Linked DNA regions of Homo sapiens: region 2 is linked to region 1. Evidence: chromatin loops called from intact Hi-C (ENCODE). Cell type or tissue: dorsolateral prefrontal cortex. All regions are shown on one strand. Each heading gives the region's core, and the rest is flanking DNA. Links, peaks and the distances in the headings are about the cores only. Region 1 has its middle 39 kb from the start of FA2H. Region 2 has its middle 9.0 kb from the start of MLKL.

What was found. Peaks named below come from ENCODE experiments on the same cell type or tissue, not always from the same donor. Only the 100,000 strongest peaks of a DNase experiment are listed, where the experiment ranks them.
Region 2: a loop joins it to region 1, with 13 times the contacts of the local background. A loop is called at or near these places in 30 of 110 quality-filtered maps.

The regions. Positions count from the first base shown.
Region 1 is chr16:74,811,436-74,815,824 of GRCh38, reverse strand. No RefSeq gene overlaps it. Among named protein-coding and RNA genes, the nearest start is that of FA2H, 39 kb to the right of the region's middle. In dorsolateral prefrontal cortex, for the core only: CTCF peaks have their summits at 2,331 and 2,534 (motif pointing left); DNase peaks (open chromatin) are centred at 913 and 2,514; H3K27ac peaks cover 2,142 bases.
Region 2 is chr16:74,707,664-74,712,052 of GRCh38, reverse strand. No RefSeq gene overlaps it. Among named protein-coding and RNA genes, the nearest start is that of MLKL, 9.0 kb to the right of the region's middle. In dorsolateral prefrontal cortex, for the core only: CTCF peaks have their summits at 2,254 and 2,453 (motif pointing left); a DNase peak (open chromatin) is centred at 2,442; H3K27ac peaks cover 3,707 bases.

The DNA of each region.
Region 1 (4,389 bases), core at 111-4,110:
AATTCACATCACAAAAGCTAAATTCTGGCACTCTCTCCATTTCTCACCACTTCCACTGCGGCCACCCTGGTCAAAGCTGCTGTTGTCTCTTGTGTGGATCATTTGCCATGGCATCCTGACTAGTCTCCCTCTTCCCATGTTTGCCCCCTCCAGTCCATTCTCAGTACAGTAGCCAGGCCATGCTGTTAAAGCAACCATAATTGACTCCTTTGAGGCAAAAAGAAATGCTATTGATAATTACAATGGATAACAGGAGTAAGCCAGTACTGGCCCTGGCAAACCAGAACATGTGATCACCTTGATTAAAACTAAGTCAGATTTCGTTCCTCCTCTGCTCAAAACCCTCTTTTAGTCCATTTTCTGTTGCTGTAACAGAATACCACAGACTGGGTAATCTATAAACAAAAGAAGTTTATTTAGCTCACAATTCTGCAGGCTGGGAATTCCAAGGACGTGGTGCCAGCATCTGGTGAGGGCCTTTTACCTTCATCCTAACATGGCAGAGGGCACCACATGGCAAGAGGGCAAAACGAAGCATGTGCAAGAGAGAGCTCACTTTGATAACAAAGGCATTCCCATGAGTACTCACTCCCCTGATGGTGACAACATGAATGCATTCATGAGAGCAGAATCCTCATTAATCCATTAACCCATTCATGAGGGCACAGTTTCTAACACATGGACTTTTGGGAGACACATTCAAACACCAGCAACTCTATGCCAGGTCCACGTTTCACACGGCATAAAAGCTGAAGTCCTTCTAAGAGGATGATTTTCTAGATCGGGTCTCCAGCTACCTCTCCGACCTCATTTATGCTTCACTCCGCCTCAGCTACACGGCTTCCTTCTGGAAGCATGCCAGGCCTATCCACCAGGGCTGCTGCACCAGCTGTTGCCTCTTCTTAAAGTTATTGTATATTTAAATAATAATGGGGCCGGGCGCGGTGGCTCATGCCTGTAATCCCAGCACTTTGGGAGGCTGAGGCGGATGGATCACCTGGGGTCAGGAGTTCAAGACTAGCCTGGCCAAGATGGTGAAACCCCACCTCTACTAAAAATACACAAATTAGCCGGGCGTGGTGGTGCACGCCTGTAATCCCAGCTACACGGGAGGCTGAGGCATGAGAATCGCTTGAACCTGGGAGGCAGAGGTTGCAGTGAGCTGAGATCGCGCCACTGCACTCCAGCCTGGGCGACACAGTGAAATTCGGTCTCAAAAAAAAAAAAATGATGATAAATAAAAATAATGGGGTGGCAAAATTCATGAGGGTGGTGTTGACTGTGCTCAGAAATCAAAAGCAATGTCCAGCTGGGCATGGTGGCTCACACCCGCAATCCCAGAACTTTCAGAGGCTAATGTGGGAGGATCGCTTGAGGCTGAGTTTGAGACCAGGCTGGGCAACTTAGTGGGACTCCATCTCTGTATAAAAGAAAAAAAGCAAGGCCTCTATATATGACCTGAGTGAATGGCTCCCACCACGCCTCCTCTTCTCAGGGGAAGAGGAAAATGCTCTTCCCCTGAGATCCACATGCCTCCTCCAAGTCTTAGTTTGTGTCACTTTCTTGGGGAGGCTTACCAGTCCCCTCCCAATTGTCCCCCAGGCTGAAATGGGGAAATGGGTATGGAGCGTGGATCTTTAGCTCTGACCTGAATGAGTAGGAGATGCTAGGTGCCGACTCCTTTCTCTGTCTCAGTGTCTGGAAACTGAACAATTGAGCCTGGATGATATCTTAGCCCCCTCCCACTCCCCACTTACCCTACGATCATGCATGCCCCGTGCTGCTCATAGCTCCTGACGGTCAAGGCAGAGAGTGGATACTGAGGAGACCCTGAGCACTAAAGCTGGGGCAAAACAGGAAATGGACAGGGAAGTCTGTTGTGCTGTTTAAATGTCTTCCATCTTGCCTCGATTTTCACTAAGGTGTTTTTTTTTTTTTTTCTTTTTTTTTTCGCCCCATCTGGAAACTGCCAGACACTAAAGGTTTCTTAACCGTGGGCATAGAATTTATGGGGTCCCTGAACTTGCAAAGGAAAATAATTAAATACTTATTCTCACTCACCTTTAAGTGATACTTGGGATTTTCTTCAATTATGAATGCAGGCAGCAAATAAACCATAGTGGTATTAGCAGTGCCAATAGAAATGGAAGGTATGTTCATGTCATATTACAGTCATTACAGTGACCTGGAAAAGTCACTTGTGCTCATTTTTTCCAAATTCCTAGATCTTGTTATTTATTCCCATCTAGTTCACGCATTTAAAAAGGTTATTCTGAGAGGAGCGCCACAGGGTAACCAGTCTGTGTACAAAGTAAGGTTAAGAGTCTCCATTAGGGGTTATTTCATTTCCCTGTGGCTCAAGCAGCTCTGAGATTTGGTTTTGAGGGGGTCTGAGACTGACTTCGCCAAGCCCGGCTCCGGGTGTGCAGGGCCCCTCGGGCAGGGGGCCGCGAGAGGGCAGGCGTGTCCCAGCCTGTTCCAGCAGCTCGGGCTGCAAAGGGCCATGCTGCTCCCGGGGTCAGCGCCGCTCATACTGGGAGCGTACGTCCACCACCTAGTGGTGAAGCGCGGCGCTGCGCTCCGCAGCCTTGGCGAGGCCCAGGCCCAGGCCCAGCCCAGGTGTCACAGCCAGCCCAGGTGTCGCAGACAGCGGGCTGCTGTTCCTGTGCCCTCACTCCGACACCTGCTCCCAGGCCCCCCTAAACGGAGGAACATTGGCAGAGCCCCAAATTTAAATGTCCTCCTTTGCAACTCTCTTCGGGTTCAGGCATACATGGCCAGGATCACTTGGTGGGAACTATTCACCCATGTCATATTTAGGGGCGTTCCTTTTTTTTTTCTTTTATTATAAATGTAGTGATGGAGTCCCGCTGTGTTACCCAGGCTGCTCTCAAACTCCCGGCCTCAAGCGATCCTCCCACCTCAGCCTCTCAAAGTGCTGGGATTGCAGGCCTGAGCCACCACGCCCAGCTTTGATTTCTGAGCACAGTCAACACAACCCTCGTGAATTTTGCCACCCCATTATTATTTAAATATGCAATAACTTTCTTTAAGGAACTCACTTTTTACCTGAAATTAATTCATATAAAATGGAAAGTTTACATCCCTATCGCAAATGGAAAACCCAGTATACTTTGCCACAAATATAAGGTAACTATAAAGACAAATACAACAAAGACAAAACAATTCTGTTACTGCTAATCAGTTCCAGCTAGGCGTAAAGACTTAGTAGCATCAAACAAAGGCTTTCTGTTTGACATGATTGGAATGACTTGGGGGAAAAAACTGAAAAGGGGATGGCTTTTTTAAACTTTGGCATTCAATGTTATTACACGAAGATCATCCCACCATTTGGAGAACACTGAGGGAGATGAGGCTGAGTCCTTGGCAGCTTCTCAGTATTCAATAACCGCACCTTGGGAGGCTGGCAATGCAGGCCAGGCCCTGGGGTAGGTGTTCTGGATGCTGGGAGGGACAGGTTATTCATAGGCTCTACTTTCAATGGGCATTTTGGAGGACTTCTCCTTTCCTCCAAGTGGATCTGGAGATTCTCCTTCCTCAGCTTCAGTGGGGAAGCCACTTGGTGTACCCCCTGCATAAGTGGCAGGTTATTTTTGTAGTTGGGCTCAGGGAAGCTACAGAGCTGGGTGTGGTAGCAGATAGAAGGAGCAAGGCCGTGATCTTGTCTGGGTACTGGGCATCCTGCCCACAAGTTCATTGTGTGGACGACATATTTCCTCAGCAGGCACTTGTCTTGAGGTCTGTGCCAGGATTTGGCCCTCAGGGTTATATGTTGCTCTGTTTAAGACTTACCCATAGGATTTCCAAAGGACAGAAAGAATTTGAATACAGATCTGGTAGCTTAGAGGGCAAGCTAAGATAATAAGTGAGAATGCAAGCATGTGTGTGTGTGTGTTAAGAACTACAGAACACTTCACACATAAGAACTTTGTACAAACCTCTGCACTAAATAATGCAGAGCACCTAAATGAAATACTAGTATGGCTTCTAACAGCATAATGCTGTGTCCCTAGGATGTTACTAGAGATAAAGAAGGACATTTTGTAATATGAGATGGGTCAATCCACAGTCTACACACATGTCAAAACATATTGTACACTATGAATCCCAAATATCTGAGATAGGTCTCAGTTAATTTGGGAAGTTTATTTTGCCAAGGTTGAGGACATGTTCCCATGACACAGCCTCAAGAGATCCTGACATGTGCCCAAGGTGATCAGGGCACAGCTTGGTTTTATACATTTTAGGGAGACATGAGACATCAATCAGTATATGTAAGATAAACATTAGTTCTTCCCAAAAAGGCAGGACAACTCAAAGCAGGGAGGGGGCTTCCAGGTCACAGGTAGGTGAGAGACAAATGGTTGC
Region 2 (4,389 bases), core at 296-4,295, 100 kb after region 1:
CAAGCAGCAGAACTCATAACCTTCATTTACTGATGGAGCTGAGCAGCTCACCCTAGACCATCACACCCAGGGGGAGGGAGGCAGAGGAAGAACACAGGAGGAGCTCCGCAAGTGTAAACACACATGGCCACAGCAGGAGAAAAAGCCTAAGGTGAGCAAGATTTAGCAAAAAAAAAAAAAAAATTGAAAATTTTCTTTAAGAAGAGTGAAACAGGCCGGGCGCAGTGGCTCACACCTGTAATCCTAGCATTTGGGAGGCCGAGGCAGGCGGATCACTTGAGGTCAGTAGTTCGAGACCAGCCTGCCCAACATGGTGAAACCCCATCTCTACTAAAAATGCAAAAATTAGCTGGGGGGCGTGGTGGCATGCACCTGTAATCCCAGCTACTCAGGAGGCTGAGGCAGGAGAATTGCTTGAACCTGGGAGGTGGAGGCTGCAGTGAACTGAGATTGTGCCACTGCACTCCAGCCTGGGCAACAGAGCAAGACTCCATCTCAAAACAAAACAAAACAAAACAAACAAACAAACAGTGAAACAGACGGGACATGGAAGCTTATGCCTATAATCCCAACACTTTAGGAGGCCAAGGCAGCCAGATCGCTTTAGGTCAGGAATTTGAGACCAGCCTGGGCAACACAGTGAGACCCCATCTCTACAAAAAATAAAGAAAATTACCTGAGTGTGGTGGTGCACACCTGTAGTCCCAGCTACTTGGGAGGCTGAGGTGGGAGGATCACTTGAGCCCAGGAGGTTGCGGCTGCAGTGAGCCGTGATCACACCACTGCATTCCAGCCTGGGCAACAGAGTGAGACCCTGTCTCAAAAAAAAAAAAAAAAAAAAAAAAAAAAAAAGGAAGTAAAACAAAACTAATAAGAAAGGCCAAAAAATAAAGTGAGTTTCTAGCATGGTAATGAGAAGATTTAGAAAAAAAGTGACAACACGAAACCAAGCCCACCTATTAATGAAAAGTCCAATTGGTGAAAATCTGACAGATTCTCCCAGAGCTCCCCATTGCACCGCTGTAACTGTCCAGTGGGGTTGGGAGTATCCACAAGGCCTTTTGGAGAGAGAGCAAGTCCCACCTCACAGGGACTTGAGAGTGCAGAAGTAATTGCCTGCATTTTCTTTCTTTTTTTTTTTTTAGACGGAGTCTCGCTCTGTCGCCCAGGCTGGAGTGCAGTGGCGCGATCTCGGCTCACTGCAACCTCCGCCTCCCGGGTTCACGCCATTCTCCCACCTCAGCCTCCCAAGTAACTGGGACTACAGGTGCGCGCCACCACACCTGATAATTTTTGTATTTTTAGTAGAGATGGAGTTTCACCATGTTGCACAGGCTGGTCTCAAACTCCTGTGCTCAGGCAGTCCTCCTACCTCAGCCTCCCAAAGTGCTGGGATTACAGGAGTGAGCCACCGCACCCGGCCATATTGCCTGCGTTTTCACAGCAGGGCAAAATACAGGAAGGCCACGAGGCCTGCAATCCCCAAGCAGTTAGTGCTCACGGAGCAGCCCCCACCTCAGTGAGCATCTAGGGGAGCTGGAGGATTTTGCCATCAAGTGTAAGAGTCAAAGATTAGATGTTAGAGCAAGCACAGGATATTATCAAAATGCCAACACATCTGGCCTGATGGGAAAAGCCTAGACCTGTGACGTGGGATTGTGTTTATTCCTGCAGTGGGAGAGACACTAAACCAAAAAAGTTTTATGTTTGCTCAGGGAGGTAGCTATTGATTTATTTATAGAGAGAGGTTCTCACTCTGTTGCCCACGCTAGGGTGCAGTGGCGCGATCATAGCTTACTGCAGTCTTGACCTCCCAGACTCAAGAGATCCTCCTACATCAGCCTCCCAAACAGCTGGGACCGCAGGCATGTGCCATCGTGCCCAGCTAATTTTTTAATTTTTCTAAGTAGAGACAGGGTCTCTCTATGTTACTCAGACTGATCTCGAACTCCTGGCCTCAAGCAATCCCCCCAGCTCAGCCTCCCATAGTGCTGGGATTACAGGCATGAGCCACAACACCCAGCCAAGAGGGCCATTTAAATTCTGATCAGCATAAAGTAAATCTGCAGATTGACTGACCCTCAGTGGCCCTACAAATTTGCCTCGCCTGATTCTCCAGGGATGACCCAGCTTCCATGGTCAAGAACAGACCAAAAAATAGCCATCATATTTATTTCTGGTATTGTGTTTGTATTTCCAGACATGCTGTCTTTGGGAGTTCCTTAGTTGATCTGAAGAACAGCCCTCTTAATTCTGCTCTGTTCCACTCCCCCGTTGGCTCTGACCTCTGATCTCTGCCTTTGAACTTTGTGTGATTTTTTATTGTGCCCAGCACAATGACCAACTTGTAACAGAGCCCAATAAATGCTTGTCTTGTCTGCATCAGATCTCAGACGGTAAGAATAACTGGGCCTTGCCTCTCCACCTGTTCCCGGCCTCTGCTGCCCTCTGGTGGCAGCATGCAGCCCTACTCCATTATTACTGCCCTCGCGGGGACTGTTTTGGAAGCAGGTATCTGTGATTTCAAAATTCTAGCCTTTCCCAATTTACCCGTTCTGTTGACTTACATTCTTGACTCATCTGCCATTTTTGAGAGGAAGTTGGAAATATGTATATGAATAGTTCTAACTTTCAAAAAAGCCATAATGGTTGCAAAATTTCAACTGGAGTTTTCTTTACAGTTAGGTGTTTTGCCCAAAGACCACACCAGGCTCCAATGAATAAATGTTATCTATAAAGAATGCCACAAGATGAATGTAAAATTTGGAAAATTCCAGGACTCTCATCTCATAAGTGTCTGTCCCATCTCAGACACCTATAGCGGAGAGGAAGAAATTTAAAAGAAGAAAAAAATTTTTGTTCTGGCAAAAGCAGTGGGGTTATATCTTCTTTTAGGTTCCCTAAAAATGGGATTACAGGCGTGGTGGCTCTTGCCTGTAATCCTAGCACTTTGGGAGGCCGAGACAGGCAGATCTCCTGAGGTTGGGAGTTTGAGACCAGCCTGACCAACATGGAGAAACCCCGTCTCTACTAAAAATACAAAATTAGCCGGGCGTGGTGGCCGATGCCTGTAATCCCAGCTACTTGGGAGGCTGAGGCAGGAGAATCTCTTGAACCCAGGAGGCGGAGGTTGTGGTGAGCTGAGATCGCACCACTGCACTCCAGCCTGGGCAGCAAGAACAAAATTCTGTCTCAAAAAAACAAACAAACAAACAAAAATCAAAACCTAAAACAAGCACATGGATGCAGGCAGTCTATTTGGGAGGTGATTGCAGAAATAAAGAGCGAGAACCAGGGAGGTCTAGAAAGGGAGAAGTTGGAGGAGCAGTGTAAGGTTGAGTATGTGAGGTTCTCCTACAGATTCTGTAAGGGCATCTTGAGAAGCACAGAGAAAATGTATCGGAATTGTCCAATAGGACAGGAGGCTGGAGCATTTATCACCAGCTTCCACTCCTATGGGTGAGGACTGTCTTCAGTGACATCGATTCACCCTCACTTAGGGACTTCCCAGCCATGCAAGCCAAGCAGATGCTGGCTTTGGCAAAAGTCCTTGGACAAAAGCAGGAACATAGAGGTATGCATTTGTAGTGGGATTCTATCAGTACAAGTTGAGTATGAGCTTGTTAGGCAGGAGCTAGCCACTGGAACTGTGGCTGAAATGAAAGCTGAGACAGAGTTCACACAGAACCTTCCACCGCAATTGAGGCTAAGACCAGAGGCAGACAGAGGGGGCATGATGAGGAGGAACAGATGTGTTTGCTACAGACCCCAAAGGGTCATATCCTCAATGTAAGAGTGAACCAAGAGGAAACCCACCTCCCCAGGGCACTGCAAGTGAAATCTCCTGCGTGGAGTGGGTAAAGGCTGAGGATGCAGAGCCACAAGGAGAGTCCTCACTGAGGTCTGAAGCCTGAATTCGTGCAAACCGGGTGATCTGAAACACCTCAAGCCAAAATTGTGATGTAAAATAGCCCGGTTGGTGGAGCCACAAGGCTCTCAGAGGAAGCAATTAAAATTGTTTTATGGAGAAATGTATCTTCAATTCAGGCCTCAAAAAAATCCCGCAGGTAAAATTCCAAAGACTAGCCAGGCACGGTGGCTTACGCCTGTAATCCCAGCACTTGGGGAGGCCAAGGCGGGCAGATCGCGAGGTCAGGAGTTCGAGACCAGCCTGGCCAATATGGTGAAACCCCATCTCTACTAAAAATATAAAAAGTAGCCAGGCATGGTGGTGCATGCCTGTAGTCCCAGCTACTCGGGAGGCTGAGGCGGGAGAATCGCTTGAACCAGGAAGGCGGAGGTTGCAGTAAGCCGAGGTTGCGGCAATGCGCTTCAACCTGGATGACAGAGTGAGGTCTTGAAAAAAAAAACATAAATAACTTAGGTAAA